3 separate regions of the Mus musculus genome follow, and all the other regions are linked to region 1. The links are chromatin loops, found by intact Hi-C in ENCODE. Cell type or tissue: left cerebral cortex. All regions are shown on one strand. Region 1 has its middle 170 kb from the start of Gm41418. Region 2 has its middle 25 kb from the start of Gm41418. Region 3 has its middle 83 kb from the start of Gm41418.

Region 1 (8,000 bases):
ATCACATGAGGAAGTGTTTTTAACATAATAATATTTTATTATGTAGCTAACATGCATAATTCTAATTTTGTTGAAATCTGGTTTTATTAAAACCTAAATAAAGAAAAGAATCTGAATTACAAGTTCCTTTAGAAGAGGTTCATCCAGAAAAAAATTAATTATAAAATAGGAATTCATTACAGGACACAGTCTGATGGTATCTCTGGTGAATGTGAAAGTGATTATATTTAGCTCCTACTTTGGATGATACTGGTTGACTCTTATAAATGGTATTTGACAGGTGGAAAAGTCTGTTTTCTGGATTATAGTAGAAGAGAGGCTGCTCATGAAATGGGAATGAGTCCTACTTTATAGAGGTTACAAAATCCCTTGGCAACAAGACTCCAAGGCCTCTATGGCTCAGAGGGTTAAGCAGATTATTCTAGACTGTATAAAATCACCCCAAAGATGATGATACTATAACAGACCTTATTATGAGCCAAGCAGACTCACACAGGCTTGCTACTTGTCATGGCTGGGTTCATAAATGGCTTTAATTGTTCTATTATTACCATTATGATTATTATTGATATTGTGATATGTATATAAAGGTATAGGCATGTATTGTATGTTCATGTGTGTGTAAATATGTATTTGTAGAGGGGGACAGGGGTTATTGCTAGTCTTTCTTTAGGTGGCATGCACTGTTGGGAGCCAGGCTGATCTAAGGCTTTCTCAGAGGTCCTGATAAAGGAACAAAGAGACTCTAGTTCTGGGTCCTTGTCCAGCGGCAGACTTGGGAAGGTCCAGTCTGGGGTAGGAACATGGCCTTGAAGGAGTTAAGGTTCCTGGGAACCTACTATTCCCTCCCTTCCTCAGCCCTGTGCCGTCCAAAGAAGACAAGTTACCGGTCTCCAGGCTGCTGTATGCGTGGTCTGTGAAACACTTGAGCTCATCCTGGCTTCCATTTGTGCCACATGGCTTGATTAAGCTTCCTCTTGACTTTGTACCATTGTATGATAACTTTCCATTTATTCGGTCCCATTTTCTCCCTGCATACTAAAGATACTGTACTTCTTAACAAACTTGCTTGTATGAGTCACGGGCTTGTATAAGACCTCCTGATCCTAAACTTTTCTATCCTTTTTCTTCTTATCCCCTGGCACACTGCCTTGGGAATCTATCACTGAAGACTGACACACTGGTCCAGGTTAACCTACCATGTTTGTTGTTTTGGAGATTGCATCTTGCACTGGCCTCAAACTCAATAATTAGACTAGACTAGTTACCCAGTGAGCCCCAAGGCTCTGCCTGCATCTACCTTCCCAGAGCTGTGACTTATTTTTAGGACACGCCATCTGTGAGATAGGTCTCAGGAAAGTAGGAAGAGGTGCCTACTATTAACGGCACCATTCCCCCAGCTGGAATCCTGGTTTGTATGAGTAGAAAAACGGAGCTGGGGGGCATTCTGAATCCATTATTCTCTACTTCCTGATTGCAGATGTGATATGACCAGCTGTTTCACCCAGTCATTTCCCCAATAGAATTTTTAGGTTTTTTTGTTTGTTTGTTTGTTTGTTTTTTGGAGACAGAGTTTTTCTGTGCAGACCTGGCTGTCCTGAAATTCGCTCAATAGATCAGTCTGGTCTTGAACTCAGAGATCCCACTGAGTGCTGGGATTAGAAGGCATCTGCCTCCATGCACAGAGCACAGAGCACAGTTTTAACCTGTCTGACAGCTATTACTTTCTGGTAGAGACAGGCACTTAACAAAAGGCCAGTAGTGCAACGTCTAAGACCACAGAAACTTGCTGAACACGAATAATTGAGAAGGCAGAGAAAAGAGCCAATGGCAGTCCCAGGCACGACTTTGTTTCTAATTCTCACCTCCCCTAGAATACTAACACATACAATGTAATAGAGACAAGTGCTAATTGCAATTATTTCTGGTATTAATTTGTCAATATTCAGCTTCAAACTGAAGATAACAGGGCACTGCACAATAACATTTTAATGTTAGCTCTTTGATAATGCATACATTTTCTTTTATTGAGCACATATCTCATGTTAGATACTGACTGAGGAATTGCATATTTTTCTCTTTAACAGCCCAATGGCATTATTATATTACCAGTGGGATAACTGATGGGTGACAGGGAAAGGATATAGTTTACTTACAATCACACCCTCTTGGCAAAGCAAAATTTCCCACCTATTTCTGACTGCCAAATATGTGATCTTAACCTTGAAACAATCCACTTATATTTGCTTGTATTTATATATGGATATAGCACTGCAAGGGTGAATTGTTTCACTGATTGAGACGTTGGTGGCTGAGCTTAGGATTGTATACATGCCAGGCAAGTAAGGTATATTCAGAGCTGACCTGCCTTTGTGTAAATATATGCATTTTCTTATTTGATCCCTTATTTGACTGTGAATTAGGTTACCCTATGTAAATTTTAGAGATAAGAAAACTGAAGCACAGGGAAGTATAGTAACCTACTCTATTTTGTGTCCCTTGAGACTTTATATTCAATTAATAGCCTATCATACATGTAGCACCAATTAATTTTCCTAATGACAGATGCTTCTCAAGTGCCTGCAACCTCTTCAAGAGGGAACGGCATGCTCATTGCAACTTCATTTACACCATTAATTTGGTAAATGTCCTCTAGCCTCCATCCAACATGTCAGATTCCAGCCTTAATAAAACTTAATGAGATCTGGCTATAAATATGTGAAGGTAACTGCTTGTGCAACACTGTAATATTCTTGAAAAAATTTTTTTACCTCATTTATCATAGCTTCTAGAGAGGAATCCTCTTCAACTTTTACGAGAAGGAGGAAAAAGATGCTAACTTTATGCTCCCTCATGATTCCGTGTTAGAAACAAAGGCATGAACTGATTTTACCTTCAAATTCTTTCTCTTTTTGATGCCAAATGCTGCTTGGCCCCATGCCCATAAATGTTGACAGATTTCCTACTATGTATAGACTTCTATTGTACCTACTATGCACAAAGTTTTATTGTGCTTTTACTATGAAATAGTACAGGAGAAATAGAAAGCATAACTATACACACATGCAAAATGTTAGTAAAAGTAAGTAAATAAACAAATAAATAGAATTAAATGAGATAACACATTGATTGTTTTCCTGTAATTCTTTAAGGGATTTTTGTGTTTCCTCTTTAAGGGCTTCTAGCTGCTTACCTGTGTTCTCCTGTATTTCTTTAAGGAGTTATTTATGTCCTTCTTCAAGTCCTCTATCATCATGATGAAAAGTGACTTTAGATCCGAATCTTGCTTTTCCAGTGTGATGGTGTATCTAGGATTTGATATGGTGGGAGAATTGGGTTCTGATGATGCCAAGTAACCTTGGTTTCTGTTGCTTACGTTCTTATGCTTGCCTCCTGCCATCTGATTATCTTTAGTGCTACCTGCCCTTGCTATATCTGACTGGAGCCTGTCCTTCCTGAGATCCTGGGTGTGTCAGACCTCCTGGGAGTCAAGCTGCCTCTGGGGCCCTGAGATCCTAGTGTGAGCAAGCTCCTGGGATCCTGGGATCCTGGGATCCTGGGTGTGTCAGAGCACCTGGGAGTGGTGCTTCTTCTGGGTATTGTGGGGATGGCTGTGGAGTTTGCTCCCAAGGTCTGCTCAGGACACCAGCCCAGACCAGAAGAAACCTGTGCCACTGGTCTGGTGGAGTTCCTGCGTGCCTGGGTCCTGCTGGTCCCAGTTACTCCCGATGCTGGGACAGACGTTGTGCAACACATTGATTGTTAATAGTAAACACGTATGGTTATTAGTGGAGGCTTTACTCTTAGGGTCATAAAGAGCCCCTGTGATAGAGTCCTAGTATTTTGTTCTCTGTGTCTGTGATCTCTTTCCACATCTGATTTCTGGCAAGTTCTGGTTGGTGTTGTATTCTTATTCATGTCTTCTCATACGACTGCCATGCAAAGTAGCACATTTTGTGTGGCGACAGATGCCTCTTCCCAGACATCCCCAGCTGTCATGTTGAATTATGCAGCTTCAACCTTGTTGGACCACAGTTCCCTGTAACACATTGTTACATCTCATACGGAGAATCACCCAGGCCTGTTAGACTGGATTTATGTCCCGCTGCAGAGTTGTAATGTCTTGTGCCATGTCTTGTTATATGTGGTCCTACTGACTGACTAGGGCAGGGGTATGGAGATTTTCACACTCAGAGCCCTGGATTCTGCTGCTATGTCACATAGCCTTGCAGACTGCCTGGCACTTTGTATCTCTGTGTATCTGCTCTTGTCCTCCCTGTGCTGTTCCTACTAGGAAGTTCCTTCCTAATGCTCCTTGATTCAAGCCATTGGTCCTTGGAAATTTTTAAGATTTCCTGCAAAGCTCATGGGACTCAACTATCTGTTATTGATGAGGGATTACTGTTTCCAATGGTCTTGTTTGTGTGCCTTACTATAACTCCTTAAATCCATTTTTTTCTGTCATGCATTTCTGTTTTATCCTTATGTAAATTTTTAGTGCTTAGGGAACTTAGTGTGGTGGCTAATCTTGACTGTCAACTTGACTGCATCCAGAAATAACTAAAACATAGACAGCTGGGGGCACTCCAGTGAGGGATTTTTGTGGGCTGGGTTATTTCAGGTAGAAAGCTCCACCCTAAACCTGGATAATTTGAGGTCCAAGACCTACTCTGAATCTGGGCTCCATCTTCTGGTGACGAAGCTCCATACTTGGCGATTAAAGAAGGAAGCTTTTCCTTTTCCCTGCTTGCCCCCATTCTGGTCAGCAAGCTTCTATCCTGCTTCTGAGAGATCTCCTCACCAGTGCTAGAATTCTTATATATATGTATGAATGCTTGCAGCCTCCGCTGTGGTAATATTGGGAAGCTAAGATATGTGGAGTATAAGGAACACGTGTGGGTGGAACTCTCAGTCATAGCATTCTAACAGGGCTGAGGAGGTGAGTCTGTACCTTCTACAATGTGAGGACCCTGGAAACCCACGTTTAAGAACAAGAAAGTTGGTATCAGACAGATAGCAAATATGTCAACGACTTAATCTTGGACTTGGCAGCTTTCTAGAGCTGTGAAAAACAAACTTCTGTTGTTTATAAACCACACAGTCTGTGGTGTTTTGTTATAGCAACCCAAACAGAGGAAGACAACAATGGGAAGAAAACTGATGTCTCTGGGGTCAGATGATTATGCTTTGGGGTGGAGTCACAGTGCTTAAGGAGCAAAGGACATTTTGAGAGGAGGCAATGGGTCTGTGGTGTATGTTCTTAGGAAGAACTATTGGACTCCTCAGCACCAAGAGATCCTCTCTGTGCTGGCTTGATGAGTCCTGTGAGTCTTCGAATAGAAACTTTAATCTTGAGTCTGTCACAATCACCTAGACAGAGTCTGACGGTGGAGGCTTTTGTGTTACCTCACAGTTTGCATTTTGTGTGTGTGTTTACATGCACACACATGCATGGCATGGAGAAGCTGGAAGATAAGATTGGGTATTGTTTCTTAAAATCCACCAATCTTATTATTATTATTATTATTTGAGACAGGAACCTGAAACGTCCTGATTGGGTTACGCTGCCTGGCCAGCAAGCTTCAGGACCTCCTGTCTCTGCCTTCACAGTGCTGGGATGCAAGTGTGGGTTCTGGGTTTAAAGTTAGGTCCTCGTGATTGCATGACAAGCACTTTACTGATCCATCTTCCCAGTCTTACAGCTTGTACTTCTAGCCCGTTTCCTGGTGGTATTGCAACTCTATTTTGGGGCTTTCTCACTTCAGGGATTACCGTTCATCTTAGTTGATTTCAACTGAGGGTCAGTTTGAGCTTCCCCGAGGACCTTTGGGAATGTTTGGAACAGTTTTAGGTGACTACAACTGCTCTAGGTGATGATACTCACCTGTAGTGGGTAGGAAATAGACGTGGTTTTAAGCATCCTCCATCACACAGGATAGGCATTCATAATAAAGATCCATGTAGACAAACATGAGACCAATAACAGTTGATCCAATAATGAAGACAGCTTAATAACCAATGGGTGGGTACTATATATATTGCAGACATACCTGACAATGGGATGATTCGTATCCCAGACAGAATGGAGTGGGGTGATGCAGGGCTTCATGGCACTATTTAGAGTAGAACACAATTTAAAATGTATGCATTACTTAGGGTCGAATGTTCTATTTAATATTTTAAGGTCATGGTTGACCATAAGTAATAAAAACCATTGACAATTAAAATACAGGCAATGAGAGGAATACCCTCCTGGGGGTTAGAACACCAACATACAGATTTGAGTGTGGGAAACAGTTTATCCCACATCAGAAAATTCCCACTTACACTTTGGGTAGCAGGTCAGATGCTTTCACCTCTGAAAAGTTTCCCTGATTCTTTTCGATCCTAGTGACGGTCTGTGAACTGCTTTTCTTGATCGTAGTTATGGTCTGTGAGTGACTTTCCTTATACATAGCGCCTCCCTCAGTGTATTGTTCTAATGCCACCTGCTAGTGCTACCTTCAAGTGGATGGCTCTAGTGGGAGAGGCATACAGTTGTCTCCTTTAATCTTTTCCCTCCAGAGAGAATCACTCTCAACCTAAAATAGTTCTTCAGTACATGGTGGGCGAGTCACAAGTACCACCTTTCCAAGGTCTCAGATAGAAGAACTCAGATCATGCAATAACTTGCTCTATATAGAAAATCCACTGATTCACTAAATTTACTTCTCTCTGAATTTGATCTGAATAATAAATTCATAGCACGCGCGCGCGCGATCACACACACACACACACACACACACACACACACACACACACACACACACCTTTGCTTTCGGTTAGGTTAGATTTCTTCATGAATATGAACAGAACATTTTCCACAGGACAGCTTCCTGCTAGGGATCTTTGTACAGTAACAGCATAGAGTTGCAAGCTGGGGGTACATATCCCTCACTTCCCAAAGATGGGTCACTTTGACATTCCCCTTTCCAGAAAAACAAAACAAAAACCTCACTGTGAACAGCAAGAAAAAGTGAGTTAAATGTTTAGGAAGGTGGATGGTTGATTTTATTGCAGGAACACTAGCATACTTTTCTCCTTGTGCTGCTTGTCTCATTGCTTGTGACAAAAATGATCCAAAAGCAGTTGAGGAAGGGAGAGGATATTCTGGCTCACAGTTGTAGGGGATACAGCCCATCACAGAAGAGGCAGTGGGCACATCAGGAAGTAGAAAACTGACAGGAAGTGGGGTTAGGCTATGTGGTGCTTTGGGTGATAAGTGACCCACATAGATTCCCATCTATGTCACACAATGGTGGCACTGTTTGTGGTGTGAAGGACTCTTAGCACCTGGAAGAGCAGTCTATAATGGTTTGCAGCCCCTCCGCACTTCTTATTTTCCCTCTCAGCTTCCTGTGTGTGAATGGAAATGTGATCAGCTGACAGCAGGCCTTGCTCTCTAGGCCATTTTTTTTTATTCTAACCCTCTGGAACCATAAATCAAACCAAACTGTTACTTTCTGCAGTTTCTTTGGACATGGCAAAGCATACAGCAACAGAGGAGTAACTTGCACAGGCCTGCCCATCAGTGATGCACTTCTTCCAGCTAGGCTTCATTCCAAGGAAATTACCTGAAAGAGCACCACAGCAGGTACCAAGGACTCAAACATAGGAGCCTACAGCAGTCATTTTACATGCAAACCACAATGCCCTTATTGGACTGAGTGCTTTGCAAATAAACATGGCTTGACCTATGTGGACTTGAAGTCTTCATTGCCCTACATCACTTCATCTGTGGGTCGTTGTTACCATGGCTCGTTGTGGGACCCTAGGCTTCAGTTCTGCTTGCTATGAGAGTCTTCAGCATTCTTAGGACTGATCAACAGTACTTAAGAAGTTTGTATGTCCTGCAATAAGAATAACAGTTGATGAACCAATTCTGAATTGTTACCAGATAACCTCAGAAGTATCCAGCGCTGGAGTAAGCCTCAGAAAGTTTTTGTTTTCTTTGAAAATGT
Region 2 (8,000 bases), 150 kb before region 1:
CTAGGTTTTTGAAAAAAAATCAACTTGATACAAGTTAGAGTCATCTGGGAAAAGATGTCTCAACTATTGCCATCAGATTACCTGTAGGCAAGTCTGTGAAGCATTTTCTTGAATAAAGATTGGTGTGGGAGAGCTCAGCCTACTGTGGGTAGTGCTGACACTGAGCTTGGCATCCTGGGTGGTATAAGAAAGCAGGATGAGCTAGCCACGAAGAGCAAGCCATTAACAGTGTTTCTCCACAGTCTCTGTTTCAGTTCCTGCCTCCAGGTTTCTGCCTTGAGTTCTTGTCCACCTTTTTTTCAGTGATGGTGTGTGAACGTTCTTCCCTAAGTAGCTTTTGGTCAGGGTGTTTTATGCAGTTATAGAAACCATAACTAAGATAGACAGACAGGCCTCAAACTAAGGAGTCAACACATAGTGGACCAGATAGTGATAACAAAGAATGAGCTCACATATCAAGGCTGGGCAAGGACTTGGTTGATGCTGTTGATAGGTAAGGGCACCATATAAAGCAACACACCCATCAGAAAGAAGCATGCACAGAGAGTCATTCTAGAGATGTAATCAAGCCTAGTGAATGTAACTCAGGCTGAGAAGGACATTGAGTACAGCCACTGTAGTAGTACATTAGATGGGTGCACATGGGGAATATGCCATGCACTGGGCTATACTTACCTTTGACTTTCTGCTCCTACTCAATTCTTAGTAAAGTTGGGATGAAGTGAACTTGTCATGAGGGGGTGATATGGGTGAACTTGTATATTTATATGTGTATGTACAATGTGTTTGTGTGTGTGCATGCATGTGTGCGTGTGTGCGCACAGGCACACTTGCCTATGCATGTATACTTAGAGTCCAGAAATCAACATTTGGTGTCTGTGTCTATTGCTCTTCATCTTATTTTGTGGAATAGGATCTTCCACTGAAACTGGAGCTTACCATGTTGGCTAGCTTGGCTGGCCAGTGAACCCCTTGGCATACCTGTCTCTATCTCCTCTTCGCTGGAATTATAGATATGACAAACAGGATTCTATGCCTTGTTTCTATGTAGATTCAGGAGAATCTGAACTCAGAGCCTCATACTTAAGCAGTAAGCTCTTTCCCCACAGAGCCAAATCCCTCATCTCGTGTATATTTTTTAGGGGGTAAAGCAAGTGCATATCAAGAGATTTAAAGTATGAGCCTACTCACAGGGTCACAGATGGGGGTGTGTGTGGTTTTATATAGATGAATATCTATCGCAGGATTAATTGCAGTAGCAAAAAGTTGAGCTTATGTAATGTCTGGCCATAAGGCAATGGAAATAATATTCATTATTATAAGTCAGCTTTTATACTAAATGGTATAATTTATAAAAATATAAAGTGGCATGAGGGAATACTCATAAGCTGTGCTATTTCTTGGGGGAAGGGCTTACTGTTGTTTAGCTAAATGACTGGGTTTCAAAGTGTCTTCTTCTTTTTTTAAAGATTTACTTGTTTATTTTATATTGTATATGAGTACACTGTAGTTGTCTTGTCTTCAGACACACTAGAAGAAGGCTTCTGATGACATTGCAGATGGTTGTGAGCCACCATGTGGTTGCTGGGATTTGAACTCAGGACCTCTGGAAGAGCAGTCAGTGCTCTTAACCGCTGAGCCATCTCTCCAGCCCATCAAAGTGCCTTCTTAATATTTTCATTTATAGCACAAATTCATGCTCCTCTTAACTGTTGTGAGAGAAGTTTCTCATGGCTAGCAGTTAATGAAGAGACTCAAACTGTTTGGAGTGCCAAGTACAGATAACTTTGCTTGCTCAGCTGTGTATACATCATCTCTATCAACCTCCCTTATCCAAGGACCAGAGAACACCATAGAAGAGAGGGCAGAATGAATGTAATAGCTGGAGGGTGGGGAGAAGAGCTGAAAAATGCTCTCTACTGGACATGACAAATCAGTTGAACACACAGACTTGCAACAGCTGTAGTTACCTTCACAAGGCCTGTGTAAGATCAAGCTAATCAGAATTCCAGCGTGGATCAGGGAAGAACCCTAAAAGCCCAAGACTCTATCCATAGCAGAAGTGCCATTGTGGGGCAAATGAAACCATGTCACCAGAGAAGAACTGGAAGGTTGAGTGAATTCAGAAACCCCAGTAAATTTGCATATTTGAGAATCGTAGTCATTTCATCCACTCCCGACTCAGTTCCTGTACATGACTATGACACCCCACATGAGGATTGTGACTGCTAGTCACGTAGCACAGAGCATGTGCTTCTCCATGCTAATGAGGTACTTAGATGGGTCAGCTGCTAGTGTTTAGCCAACAAGCTTCCTGTCAAGGTCATTCCTCTCTGCAAAAGGTTTGGTCCACCCAGAGGAAGTTGTATGCATCATTTTCACCATGGATAAACAGTTTAGATAAAGATTGCCTTTCTCATCAAGAATGGGTGTGGAGGGAAGCCTTCATCATACAGGGCCATACCATCTAAGTCTCCTGTAGAAGGGTGAGGGAGTGGGGAGTCACTTTCTTTTGGACACATGGTTGCTTGTAGGATGCCCATGGTCCAGTGGGTGACCCACATCCATGCAAAATAGACAACATTGCTTGGACTCAAGTTTCTGATAATATATATATATATATATATATATATATATATATATATAGAGAGAGAGAGAGAGAGAGAGAGAGAGAAAGGGAACATAAAGTTGGGAGGAAGGCATGGGGTCCATAATGGGAAGTTGGAAGCAGGTAGTGGTGGCTATATATTATCAACATACATTGCATAAATGTATTTTCTCCTTTTCAAAGGAGAAATAAAAATATTATGTCAAAATATATATCATGTATTTTTTTAATCTCTAAAACCAAGCAACCACAATGCAAAGTGAGTACACATAAGACAAAGTACTTTTTATATCACAGCATCTAGAATTTAATAGGCGATTTTCAGTGTGGGACATGGAAACTGTTGACTCTGAAAATAACTCTCACCCAGGGCCAGATTTCAGTGTGTCTGTATAAATGTGTATGTGTGAAAATGGAAGGAAGTCATGAGATACATTTTTGTGTTTGGCAAAATATCTATAATGAATCTTTTAGCATAAAACTGCATGCTTTCCAGTGGTGTTGCTTCTCTAATTAGAAAGCTCTCTGTGACAACCCTTTCAAGGCTTATGACTATTCATGAGTCTTAGGAGGATGTGCTCTGTCTAGAATACAGAACTCTCCTTAGGATTAGCTTGCTGTCTAGTTTGACCTACTCCACAGGTTCTGGGATCAGTGAGAGACCATGTCTCTAAACATAAGACAATAATAATTCTGTTAGTCTGTCTTTTTATTGGGGAATTGAAACAACTGATGTTGAGAGTTATCAGTGAGCAGTGCTTGTTGATTCTGTTATTTTGTTACTGTGGTGCTCCACCCCTAAATTTTCTTGTCTGATATTATTGATTCCTTTTGTTTTCTTGGGTGGGGTTTACTTCTTCTAATAGAAGTTTTCTTTCTAGTGCCTTTTGTAGGGATGGATTTGAAGATGAATATGGCTTGAATTTATTTTTGTCAAATAATGCCTTTCATTCTTCATTCACAGCAAAGAAAGTTTTACTGGGTATGGTAGCCTGGGCTGGCATCTGTGGTCTCTAGCGTTTGTAGAACATATGTCTAGAAACGTCTTGCTTTTAGAGTCGTCTCTGAAAAGTCAAGTGTTAGCCTAGTAAGTCTGCATTTATAAGTTTATTTGTCTTTTCCCCCTGCAGCTTTTATTATTAACTTTTTTGTTCTGTACATTTCATATTTTTATTATTATGTGCCAAGGGGAATTGTTTCTGATTCAATCTATTTGCTGTTCTGTAAGCTTCTTTTACCTTGATAGGCATTTCCTTCTTTAGGTTGGGAAAATTTTCCTCTATGATTTTGTTGAAAATACTTTCTGTGTCTTTGACCTGAATTTCTTCTTCTATTTCTTTTATTCTTAGATTTGGTCTTTTCATGGTGTCCAAGATTTCCTGGACATTTTGTAATTGTTTTTTTTTTTCTTTTTGGACTGATAGATAGAGATATCCATTTCCTCTATCTTGTCTTCATCACCTAAGAGTCCTTCTCTATGTCTTCTCTCTTGATTCTCTTGGTGAGGCTTCTCTGCAGTTTCTGTATGAGTTCGTACATTTTTTTATTCCAGTTTTCTCTCAATTTGAGTTTTCTTTATTGATTCTGTTTTCACTTTCATGTTTTCAATTGTTTCATTCATCTCATTCTACTGTGTGTTTTCATAGATTTCATAAATAGATTTATTCATATTCTCTTTAAGGACCTCTATCATACTCATGAAGACTATTTTGAAACTCTTGTCTCGTGCTTTATCTATATTGAAATACTCGGGGTCTACTATAGTGAGATTGCTGGGCTCTAGTAGAAACACATGGTCTTGGCTGTTATTTAAGGCTGTGTGTAATTTTAAACTATCTATGCTATCACCTTCGGGGGTCACACTCAGCTCTGAGAATACACTACCGCTGGTCTCACTCCCTGCATAGCTCCGCCAATGGCCAGCTGGTTCCCTGACTGGGAATAGTCATCACTCTCAACCCCTCTCAGCTAGCTCCAAAAACCGCCCTGGCTGCCCCCTTTTCCTTCTGCCTACTTTATCACTATGGATGGAAAACACCCGTCAGTTTTAATGCTTTGAAACTAGCCAGATGACACAATTGTTGGGCATAGGATTTATTGCCCTAAACTCATCAGCTATCCTATACAGAAGTCTTCCAGTGGCAGAGGCCTCCACTGGTTCTTGTTGCCTCCAGTTCTTACATGACATTCATGCTTCTCCATCAAAGCCCCTCTCTATCTGCACCTCCTCCTCTTTCTCCAGGGACCTGGAAATCCCACCCTTTTCCCCTTGCCAGGCAATTGGCTTCCACCATCGTTACTGACACAATCAAGAACCAATTAGGGAAACAACACACCCCCCCTATAATTTATTGTGTTTTTATGCTGGTATCTAGGCATCTGGGTCTGGGATGGCTATAATTCTAGATGCTGATGTCTGATCTTGCCTTTGTTGAGTCGGTGCTCCTTGGTTTTTGTTGCCCAGTCTTGTTCTTGGGAGAACGCGGTGGCTATGGGCTGTTTGATAGTGAATATTTCAGAGATCTTGCCAGGTGTGTCTCTGTAGGTCCTGGGTAGAATGTATTTCTAGGTATTGGAAGCTGACACTTAGAAGTGGAGATGGGCTAGAACTGCAGGTAGAGATGAGGCAGTCTATAGGAGGGAGGAAAGCAGGCTGTGCCAGCAGGGACTGCATAGTCCCCTGAGAGTGGGGCCAGAGGTGAAGCAGATGTTCTGCTGGGGATGAGGCTAAGGGATTTGATTTGGAGGAGAGAAGAGTGAAGATCACCTATGTGCTTTCCTGGCTAGAATTAGCATTTGTTTACTAGATGTAGCCATCTGACTGCTGTGCCACAGTAGCTTTAATTATTTACACTTCCCTGTTGACTAAGGGAATTCAACACTTTAAAAATATTATTGTCCATTTGCTTTTCATCTTTAGAGAACTATAAGTTCCATTCATTAGCACATGTTTTGCTTTTATTGGATATTTTACTCGTATCTTAAATTTGGAGATCCACCTTTTTAGTTGACTTACAGGTTACTTACATTTCCCCAGTCTAATTTAAGAAAGGCTACACCATTTAGCCTCTCTAAATTCCAGTTGCCCCCAACCCTTCTCTTTGGGGAAACCATGCTTAATAAACCCTCCTCACATTTATCTTGCAGTAGCTCCAAATCCCCTCAACCTTTCCTCATTTCTCTTCCTTCTTTTTGTTTTGCTGTCTGTTGTTGCATAGCTGTGTGCTTTGTAAGCATCTTGGGAGCTAAAAATTTGTCTTTTTCATTTTGTCTGAATCCCTCAACACCTACTACTTGGATAGGCAAAAATTGATTTCCTGTATGGGAATAAAACTGTAGGGCAATTGGAGGAAACAGTGGCTAGGGTAAATCTCAGCCCATCTTGATAACCCCTCATAAGTCCTCTCTTCCTTCCTGAGCTCATGTTCTGAAAGTGGTCCCTGGTTGGTGCTTCTGTAGGCTGGTTGATTCAGCAAGTGCAGGTGCATTCTAACATGGCGAAGAGAAGAAGCCTTTAAAAGCGAGTCAGACCTCCATAGCAAACTAACAGGTGACACCAGCACATTATGGAACTTCACTGAGCCCCAGCATTTAATTTTTTTTTAAGATAAAAACATGACTCCTCAGAATAAATGGATGGGGCATGATACTTAAAATGTGATTCTAGGTCAAGATCCAGTTGAGATGAGTTTCCAGCCATACATCGTCTGAGCTATCACAGAACGACGATCAACTTTTCTGTGCCTTAAGGTTATGAGGCTGGGTGATGAAAGATCTAAATGTAGCTGAGGATGACCTTGAACTCCAGACTCTTCTTTTTCTACTGCTCACGTGCTGGGATTTCAGGCATGTGCTATCACATAGGATTTATGCAGTGTTAGGAATCAAACTTGGGTCTTTGTGACTGCTAGGTAAGAACATTACCATCGGAGCCACATCACAACCCCAAGTGGATAATCTATTTTTTTTCTCTAGATATTTTCTTTATTTACATTGCAAATGTTATCCTCTTTCGTAGTTTCCTCTCTAAAAATCCCCTACTCCCTCCCCCTTCCCCCTGCTCTCCAACCCACCCACTCATCCTTCCTGGCCTTGGCATTCCCCTATACTGGGGCATAGAATCTTCCCAAGACCAAGGGCCTCTCCTCCCATTGATGGTCCTGTCAGCAAAATCTTGTTGTTCCTCCTATAGGGCTGCAGACCCCTTCAGCTCCTTAGGTACTTTCTCTAGTTCCTTCATTGGGGATCCTGTGCTTCGTCCAATAGATGACTGTGAGCATCTACTTCTGTATTTGCCAGGCACTGGCAGAGCCTCACAGGAGACAGCTATATCAGGGTCCTGTCAGCAGAATCTTGTTGGCATCTGCAATGGTGTCTGGGTTTGGTGGTTGTTTATGGGATGGATACCCAGGTAGGGCAGTCTCTGGATGATCCTTCCTTCAGTCTCAGCTCTGAACTTTGTCTCTGTAACTCCTTCCATAGGTATTTTGTTCCCCTTTCTAAGAAGGATCGAAGTATCCACACTTTGGTCTTCCTTCTTCTTGAGTTTCATGTGTTTTACAAATTGTATCTTGGGTATTCTGAATTTCTGAGCTAATATCCACTTATCAGTGAGTGCATATCATATGTGTTCTTTTGTGATTGGGTTACCTCGATCAGGATGATATTCTCTAGATCCATCCATTTGCCTAAGAATTTCATAAATTCATTGTTTTTAATAGCTGAGTAGTACTCCATTGTGTAAATGTACCACATTTTCTGTATCCATTTCTCTGTTGAGGGACATTTGGGTTCTTTCCAGCTTCTGGCTATTATAAATAAGGTTGCTATTAACATAGTGGAGCATGTGTCCTTATTACCAGTTGGAGCATCTTCTGGGTATATGCCCAGGAGAGGTATTGCTGGATCTTCTGGTAGTAATATGTCCAATTTTCTGAGTAATAGCCAATCTGATTTCCAGAGTGGTTGTACCAGCTTGCAATCCATGTGGACAATCTTACTTTTAATAGACATATAAGTGAATAAATACACTTGAGAAACACACATGTATACATATAGTATGTGTATGTATGTGTGCATGTTATGCTAACACATATAAAGGCCAAAGGTCAACCTCACAAACCATCTAATTTGTTCCTAAGGTAGTTCCTTCCTGGGATATGGGGTGCACTGATTAGGTAGGCTGGCTAGTTCATAGCAAGCACCAAGGATCTGCCAGTCTCTACTTCCCTAGCACTGTGATTACAGGCATGTGCTACTCTGTTTATTTTACGTTTTGGTTGGGGGGGGTTGGGGGGATATCAAACACAGATCTTCATGGATGTAAAGATAGCTCCTCACCAACTTAGCTATCACCTAAGTTCTGTTTAGTTGAATTCATGGAACACAATAT
Region 3 (8,000 bases), 90 kb before region 1:
TGATAAGAGCTGGCTTTGTGCCAACCCCGAAGGGACCGTCCATCCACCAGAAAGTTCTGCCTTGCACAGAGATGGAATGGTCTCTTTGCAACTTTACCCAGTTACTTCCAGTACTTAGCATTTAATTACCTCTTGTCTTCTATTACTCTCTAATTGTCTCTTACGACTCCTCCCTTCTTCCTGGCTTCCTTGCCAACATCTCCAGGGCAGAGATCAAATCTTATAGGCTCAACGCCTCCTGAAGCAGTAAAGTAAGAGCTTATTAGATAAATACTTGTTGGTTGAAAGTTATTACAAGAATTTCTCCTCAGGGTGTCATCCAAGGTATGTGGGAAACTGTGTAGAAAGGTCACCAATTTAAATGCGATTTGGATACTTTTAAATAGACAGAGTAGTCAATACTCAGAAACTTTATTCCTCAATGATACAGCTGTCCTAATTGCTATTATTGCCTGTGTGCTTGTGTGTATGCATGTGTGTGCGTGTCTGAGTCTGTGTATGAGTGTATGTATGCAAGTGTGTGTGTATCTGTATGTGAGTGCCTGTGTGTGTGTCTGAGTCTGTGTCTGAGTATGACCGTGTGTGTGTGTGTGTGTGTGTGTGTGTGTGTGTGTGTGTGTGTATGTGTGTGGTGCATACACATCAGCCTGTAATACCCGCTCATGCAAACATGCAGAGGCTCATGCCGACATCATATTTAAAATGGACACATTTAAATTACAAACCCTTGGCTGATTGTCCTGAGACAGGGTCTTTCACTAAACTGGAAGCTCAAAGTTTTGGTTAGGCTGGTTGGCCAGTGAAATACTGGGATATGCCTGTCTCTGCCTTTAAATTACTGGGCTTAAAGGCACAGCTTGCACAGTCATCTTCCCAGCCCAAAGATGTCAACTCTGCAAGTCTTTCTTCTTCAGAACTGTGTGGATGCCAAACCAGAAATGAGGGCATAAAGTGAATAATAGAGTCAAGGCTGCATGAAGGAAGGCCAGGGTGAGCTTGCATGCCTGAAATTTTATTGGCTTCAAAGGGCACTGTTCCCAAAGCCTGTTTCTGCTCTCAGATAAAACCACTCACCCATATTTCCCTTACTGTAGTGCCTTCTGTTATGCTTTCCCAACTAGAATTTAGGCAGCGTTCATTTCATAGCTAGCAACTGAACCCTACTCAAGGCAGTACAAACAAAGAGTGGAAACTTGAATCTATTGCACTGTGTGTGCACAGTCTGGGTTCTCCAGAAACCTTGATCTGGAGATTGCTATGGTGTAATGAGATGTGTATGATGTCCGGAGAGATGATGAGATTGTTTCTTTCCCCTCCTCTGCTCACAGCCCCAGCTGAGAGAACCCCAATGGCTCAAAGGATGAAGCCAACTTCTCAATCCCTTTAGGTTAGAAGAAACATGCAGACAGCTAGGTCTGAGATGAGCTCCATACAAATGAGGGAATAGAGAGAAGGAGAGAAATGTCTGAAGGCCATCAGTCCAGCAAGGGCAGATACAAATTATGGTGCCCACGGCCAGTTAACCCTGTGTTATGAATCAGCCTCTTTCAAGGCTGGAGCTCTTGATGGCAGCATGTTGGGTGATTCCTCATGGAATCTGGAACTGAATCCTTAAAGGAGGAGCAAGAGGAAACTTTCAAGCTGCTTTACTTCTCACCTGTTTATTGAGCAGCAATAACACAAAGATCAAAGGAGACACCCACCGCTTACCATAGGACTTGATGCTACCATGGGCAGACTTCACAGAAATGACCGTGGCAGAGATTGGCTGAGACTGCTTGATGTGTTCTCAGCTTTGAGCATGAGGCACAATAGGAATGAGGGAACAACCTTACAGTCTGCTCACAGAATCCCTTTCTACATCTTCACAGCAACTTCTGATGTCAGAGGATACCACGTGACCCTATTCTATATGAAGGGAGTCAAGAAGCCAAAGGCACCATACACACTGTCCCGAATACCCACGTGCTTTCACATAGAACCCATGTTCTGTGAAGTTACAACTTGTTTGAATGAAGGGAAACAATTTCTTAGGAGAAAGAAATTGTTCAGACACCAAAGATGGAACTTGGAGTCTAAGTTACTTGATATCTCATGAGGGACTGTCATACAAAGCCTGAGGCTGAGTCTGGACTCACTGTTCAAGTTCATATTTCCTATTCAATGCTCGTCCTCAGGACCCCTAGGTGTTTCCTTCTACACTGAAGCCCCACCTCCACCATAGAGCCATGTAATTGGCCACTGAATAGTGACTCTTGCAAGCAGGCCCATAGCTACTGGCAGCAGAAGGCCCAGAGGCAGGATAAGACAGCTGGTGCTCTCCTCAACAAAGCCTTGATGTCCTGCCCCACAAATGCCAACCTCCTTTTTCCAGAAGGTATTTCTGTCCCCTCAATCACTCATCATAACCCTGTTCCAGACGCTGGGTGGTGCTTGGCTGAGTGTGGGTGGCAGCCGGGATCTGGCCTACTTTGCTCATGTAATAGCCAGAGACTGTTCTGCTAGTGAGATCTAGCTGTCCCCAGAAACATGGTCCCAACTGTTAAAAATGGTAATCTCAGTGCCTACAGTCAGGAGGCACATCAGATTATTTCTTAAGCTTATTAAATAAATGAACCAACAAATCCAATCAGGTGAAAGATCTTTTAGGCTCTCAAAGGGCTAGCAAGTGATTTAACTGGAGCGCCACCTCCAAGGTAGGTTCGTTCTCTCTCCTCCTGAAGAGTAAAACAACACTTTCTGTTTACAGTGTTCCATGCACCTTGCCTGAGTTTACTGTCATGCTTAACCATTTGATGGCGTTCCTTCAAACTACATATATGTTGCTCACTTCATGGTAAAGCTGAGGCTCAGGAAGAAGGACAGCCTGGACTCCATTTTGAGGGAAATGGGGAAGGATTTGTTGATGGCTCATGATGTGAGAGAAAAAGGCAGGCCAAAAATGAGGCCAGTAGTTTTTGTCTAATCAGCTTGGCGAAGTTGCTAGTGACTAAGATAGCAGGACAGTTGGCCAATGCAGGTCCTGAGCTGAGTGCAGTTAAGTGTTTAACTCTGTACCTTTGCAGTCAGAGGGAAGATGCTGAGAGGCAATTAAATAGGAAAAGAGGATGCTAGAGAGAAGAGTAGGAATTATGGCCATAGTGATGGAATTAAAGGCCCAGAGGCTGGAAATCACTGGAGAAACTGGATCTAGAGAAGAGAATGAGTTAGAGACCATCTAGGGCACAGAGACAGGAAGACAAGAAGCAGCTGAGAAGCTGCAGGAGGGTACATGAGGGTGGTATTTCAAGAGGGAGAGACAGAGTAGAGCCAGTGCTCCAGCTGACCCATGGCAGGTTAAACAGAGATCATCTGCTTTAGCCCACAGGATGTTATGGCTGACCTTGACAAAGACACCTTCATGAGGTGGTGGGGAAGACAGCTGGTGAGAATGGGAACACAATTGGAGAGGATTATTTTTACATGTGGACAGGAAAGGAGAGCAAAGTACGGGACTGTAGCTGGACAGAGCACGTGTGACTGTTCTGAGTGAATTTTATAGCTTGATTGTATCCTGAAGGAAATTATGTCTGACACAAGAACAGAACAACAACAGCCGCAGTGACTGCAGGCCTGTGTACCTGGGTTGGCTGGAGCGTGGGAAGCACACAGGACAGAGCATCCAGGCTTAGAGCGCTCCCTGCGTTTGCTGAGTGGACTCTCTTCCCAGATGACATGCTCTTGATTTCCTTCCTCCGACTTCCCCGAGAAGGCTGCTGCCTGGAAGAACAAAGCCCAGGAAGCAACGCTTGCTATTTCTGCTTTGATAACCATGAATTAGAGAGAAGAGAGAAACAAGAGGTGACGGGGACTTTGTCGGAGCTGCCGAATTTAGGTGTGTGAGTGCTGAGCACACTTGCAACATCACCTTGCTGGGAGGTTTTCAAGGTTAGGAGCCTTTCTGTAAGGGACAGAACTACAGAAACATACTTGGGGATGCCATCTAAGACATTTAGCTTAAGGAAGCTGAGCTGGCGTCTTTTTAGCCCCCCAGCAAATATCAACAGAGGCTGAGAGAGGAGAAATTAAAATTAGATAATAAAAAGGAACAAGAGATGCTCTGAAGAGGGTGAGGCAATGCAGAGGTGGGGGTGTATATGTCCTAAGGGAGAATAGGGTAAGTTAGAGGTAGCCTTCTCAAAGAGAAAGCAAGCAATTCTTTATTTTAGCATTTAGCCATACTTTCCTTTTTTGGTGACTCCCAAGTTACATCTCAAAAGGTTGCTAAGAAACCTGCCCCCCACCTGCCTTTTTCTTTTGATAGCAGAACTGTATGAGGTGGCCCCAGAGACTCCTTGGATGGAACTTTGATCTGATAAAATAAAACAATAAGCTGTTGGGGTTGTATAAAGGGCTAGGCTCACTTCCCTTTCCTATAACTGAATTTCTGAAAATTGTGGGCTCTTGTCTGAGAAGAACCTCATGCAGTTGTTAACTGTGGTGGCATTCTTGCTGCCCTGCTGGGAGATGCTTCAGCAGGATTCCAGAGTGGGGGTGGGGGCATCTGGTCCATTTCTTGTATTTCCAAGATTTCCTCTGCCCTTCTCATACCAAGGATGCTCAGGCAGGTCCAGTGTTAAGTGTTTGGAAGCTGATAGGTGAGTGTTGGGAAGCAGAGAGGGCAGGATAGGGCAACCAGGTAGGTCTGAAAGAGGCAAAACCTCAGAGAACTGTGGACTCTACACAGAAGAACTTGAGAAGTCTGTTTCTGACACAGGAAACAGCATCAGCGGCGCAAGGAACACCGAGCCCGGAGCTGTTGGAACTGCTTGAACTATATTTTGAGTGCATCTTAAAATTAATTTTAAGACCAGGCATGGTGGTGCACGCCTTTAATCCCAGCACTTGGGAGGCAGAGGCAGGCAGATTTCTGAGTTCGAGGCCAGCCTGGTCTACAAAGTGAGTTCCAGGACAGCCAGAGCTATACAGAAAAACCCTGTCTCGAAAAACAAAACAAACAAACAAAAATATTTTAAGGTAGTGTGCAAAGTAATGAGTTTCATTATGTCATTTTCATATGTATGTATGTATGCATGTATGTTTATATGTAATATGTACATTTGTGTATAATACATAATGTGTAATACACACACACACACACACACACACACGAATGATGTGCTTTGTTCATATGCTCCACATACTGCCCCCATTGTTTCCCTTCCTGCTTATCACCTCCATCCTCCATCAGTACCCTTACTGAGTTCATCTGTCTGTCGACATCTATCTTCATATGTATTGTTTAGTCTAGATTGTACATATAAAAAGAAATATATTCTCTTTTTTTCCTTTTCTCCACTACCATTTCTTGTTCTCCCATACTCTTTTCTCTTAGACTAGGCTGTAGTTCAGTGCCACACCCAACAATTGTTTCTACAGGGTTTTTAATAGAGGGGCAATAGGACTGTATACATTTGAAACGCAAAGCAGAAAAAACTTGAAAACCAGTCAATTTCTCCTGCGGTGGATCTATGAATGGAAATCTGAAGTGAATGGTAGCATTTCTTGCATTGTGAAGACCCATCAGCAAGTGTGAAAAGTTGTGAAGAGGTTTCTGTAACTTGGCTGTGTGCCAATTAAGTGTCTGGCACATAATTGTGAAACACCTGTTCTTTGTGGTTTGAAGTCAAGAGCTGATGTTTTCTGGACACACAGTTCTGACTCAGGCCACTCACTTGAATACCTAAGAGGATCAAAGAATAACTCCAGGAACTCTAAGGGAAGTGGCCTCCGATGATGACATCTGCTTACTTGGTTCAAGCAGAACAGGAATGAGCATGGAAAACAAAGGGCACAGCAGGAGAAAGACTTTCAATTCCTAACTGTGTCTCAGTGGGTTTTCCCACACTTCTGGAGCAGGGGTGAGGGGTGGAGGTGGGGGTGGGGGTGGGGGTGGGGGGTGGGCTGAGTAAGGTGCTAATGGGTCGTTAACACCCCTCTCCATAAATCTCTACACCAGCAAAGCAAGCCTTAGTTAAGTCCAGACTTTCAGGCTCAGTATCTCCCCCCCCCCCACACACACACACGCACACACACACACACCAGAACTCAATATGATGAAACAACAACTATTTATTTATTTACATTTGTTTAGAGCTACAGTTCACACTAGTAATTTTTATTTCTATTTTTATTTTGCAGCTATCTTGTACTGCTAGAAAGAGAACTTTTTTTTTTTTTTTCCTTTTCTGGGTGACACTAATGCTGATTTCAGTGTCCTGCCAACTCATTAAAGCCGTTTTTTTGTTTTTTGTTTTGTCTTTTATTAAGTGAGTAATATTAAGATAATAGTAAGTGCTGAATGCAGGAAGTGGCACTTGGGTATGTGACAACTATGAGCCCAAGAACACAAGGTGAGGAGTGAAGCTGAGCCCTGACATCATCATGCCATGTGATCAAAGCTGCCTGCCATTGGCCACATACTAACTACATGTGCCCATTTCTCTGCAGTACTGGGAAGAGGCCATGCTAAGTGAACAGATCAGAGATTCCTTAAGGCTAAGGCCCTGAGCCAGGCAGAACTTCTTGATGGGTGATGAAAGGATATTGATGGTCATATGAAGCAATGAATCTACTAGAATGATTCAGTAATCCACTTAAAATACCTTCATGGTGCAAATTATATTTGAATAAAAGTTTTGAAATCTTTGCTGTCTTTTTTTGTTGTTTTTTTTTTTGTTTTTTGTTTTCTTTGTTTTTTGTTTTGTTTCTTGTTTTTTTGTTTTGTTTTGTTTTGTTTTTTCTGTTTATTTTTTGTTCTTTACAAGACAGGGTTTCTTTGTGTATCCCTAGCTGTCCTGAAAATCACTCTCTAAACCGGTTGACCTTGAACTCACAGAGATCATCTACCTGCCTTTGCCTCCCAAGTGCTTGAATTAAAGGCCTGCACCACCACAGCCCAGCCAGTTTTCAAATCTTGAGAGTCCTCAAAACAAAATAAAATCTTGAGAGTAAAATCTTCCGCATTTGAACATCTAAAAGTTTGGAAACACTGGTCATTGTGATGTTTGTTTGAACTCTTGGTCCTCAGCGGCTGGACCTCTGTGAACCCTTTAGGAGGTGGCACCTTGCTTGAAGGAGTGGCTCCCTGGGTAGGGGCCTCCAGGGTTCGCAGACCACCTTGGCTTCCTGTACGTACTCTGTACCCTGACTACAGTTGTAGTCGGCCACCTCATGCTCCTGCACCACGCTTGCCCTGCCGTGATGACTGTATGTCTTCTGTGATCAGAAATAGATCTTCCTTTACGCATTGATAACATATGGACACCTGTGACCCTTAGAGCTGCCAGGGGCTGCTTTGAATGAAAGCCTATAAAGACCTTCAAACAATATTGCTTCAAGACCCTAGTCGTATGTTTGCATTTGTTCCATGAACAGCTCGTCTAGTGGTATGGATGCCATTCCCAGCCCAGACTAAGGGCAAATCTACTCAGCACAATCCAACAACGTAGCTTCGGGTGGGGACATCAATGTCTGAGAATCATGGTTTAGTCATGAAGGTGAGCATGACTTACTTATGTTACAGGCAAGTATGTCATTTCTGAGGGCACAGGATAGAACAAGATGCACCAGCGTGTGATCATTGGGTATAATAGGTTGGTATCTGTCTCTTGTCCTGTTTTGGACTTTCTTACAAAGAGCATCATGGAGCTTTAACCGTCTTTATAGATGGATGTATGTCTGCTTAGCAGTTTAGGAGACAACTCCACTGGAGGATGCCACCCAGCTAAAAATGTCCTGCTGGTGTTGCCGAGGGCCGACAACCCCACCGCAGAGTGTCCTTTGGGTTTTTAAGTTTGTGCAGATTGAAATAATTACTGCTTTCGACTTCCTTGATGAGGAAGCAAATGGAGACCCTGAGATGAAGACAGCTGGGCAAATGAAGGGGCAGGACAGCCTTCCCCATGGAAATCCCATCTGCCTGAGGCCAGCCTCTCCAGAGATGGGGGCATGAGATGGGA

The links. A loop is a pair of places that touch in the nucleus more often than their neighbours do. Peaks named below come from ENCODE experiments on the same cell type or tissue, not always from the same donor. Only the 100,000 strongest peaks of a DNase experiment are listed, where the experiment ranks them.
Region 2: it touches region 1 in a loop (3-fold over the local background); 2 of 42 quality-filtered maps call a loop at or near these places.
Region 3: it touches region 1 in a loop (5-fold over the local background); 2 of 42 quality-filtered maps call a loop at or near these places.

What each region holds. Positions count from the first base shown.
Region 1 is chr16:9,448,245-9,456,244 of GRCm38, forward strand. No RefSeq gene overlaps it. Among named protein-coding and RNA genes, the nearest start is that of Gm41418, 170 kb to the left of the region's middle. In left cerebral cortex, no CTCF peak of the experiment used is centred here; DNase peaks (open chromatin) are centred at 3,993, 4,705 and 6,627; H3K27ac peaks cover 760 bases.
Region 2 is chr16:9,301,167-9,309,166 of GRCm38, forward strand. No RefSeq gene overlaps it. Among named protein-coding and RNA genes, the nearest start is that of Gm41418, 25 kb to the left of the region's middle. In left cerebral cortex, no CTCF peak of the experiment used is centred here; a DNase peak (open chromatin) is centred at 3,049.
Region 3 is chr16:9,358,616-9,366,615 of GRCm38, forward strand. No RefSeq gene overlaps it. Among named protein-coding and RNA genes, the nearest start is that of Gm41418, 83 kb to the left of the region's middle. In left cerebral cortex, a CTCF peak has its summit at 3,683; DNase peaks (open chromatin) are centred at 2,413, 2,998, 3,675 and 4,418; H3K27ac peaks cover 2,119 bases.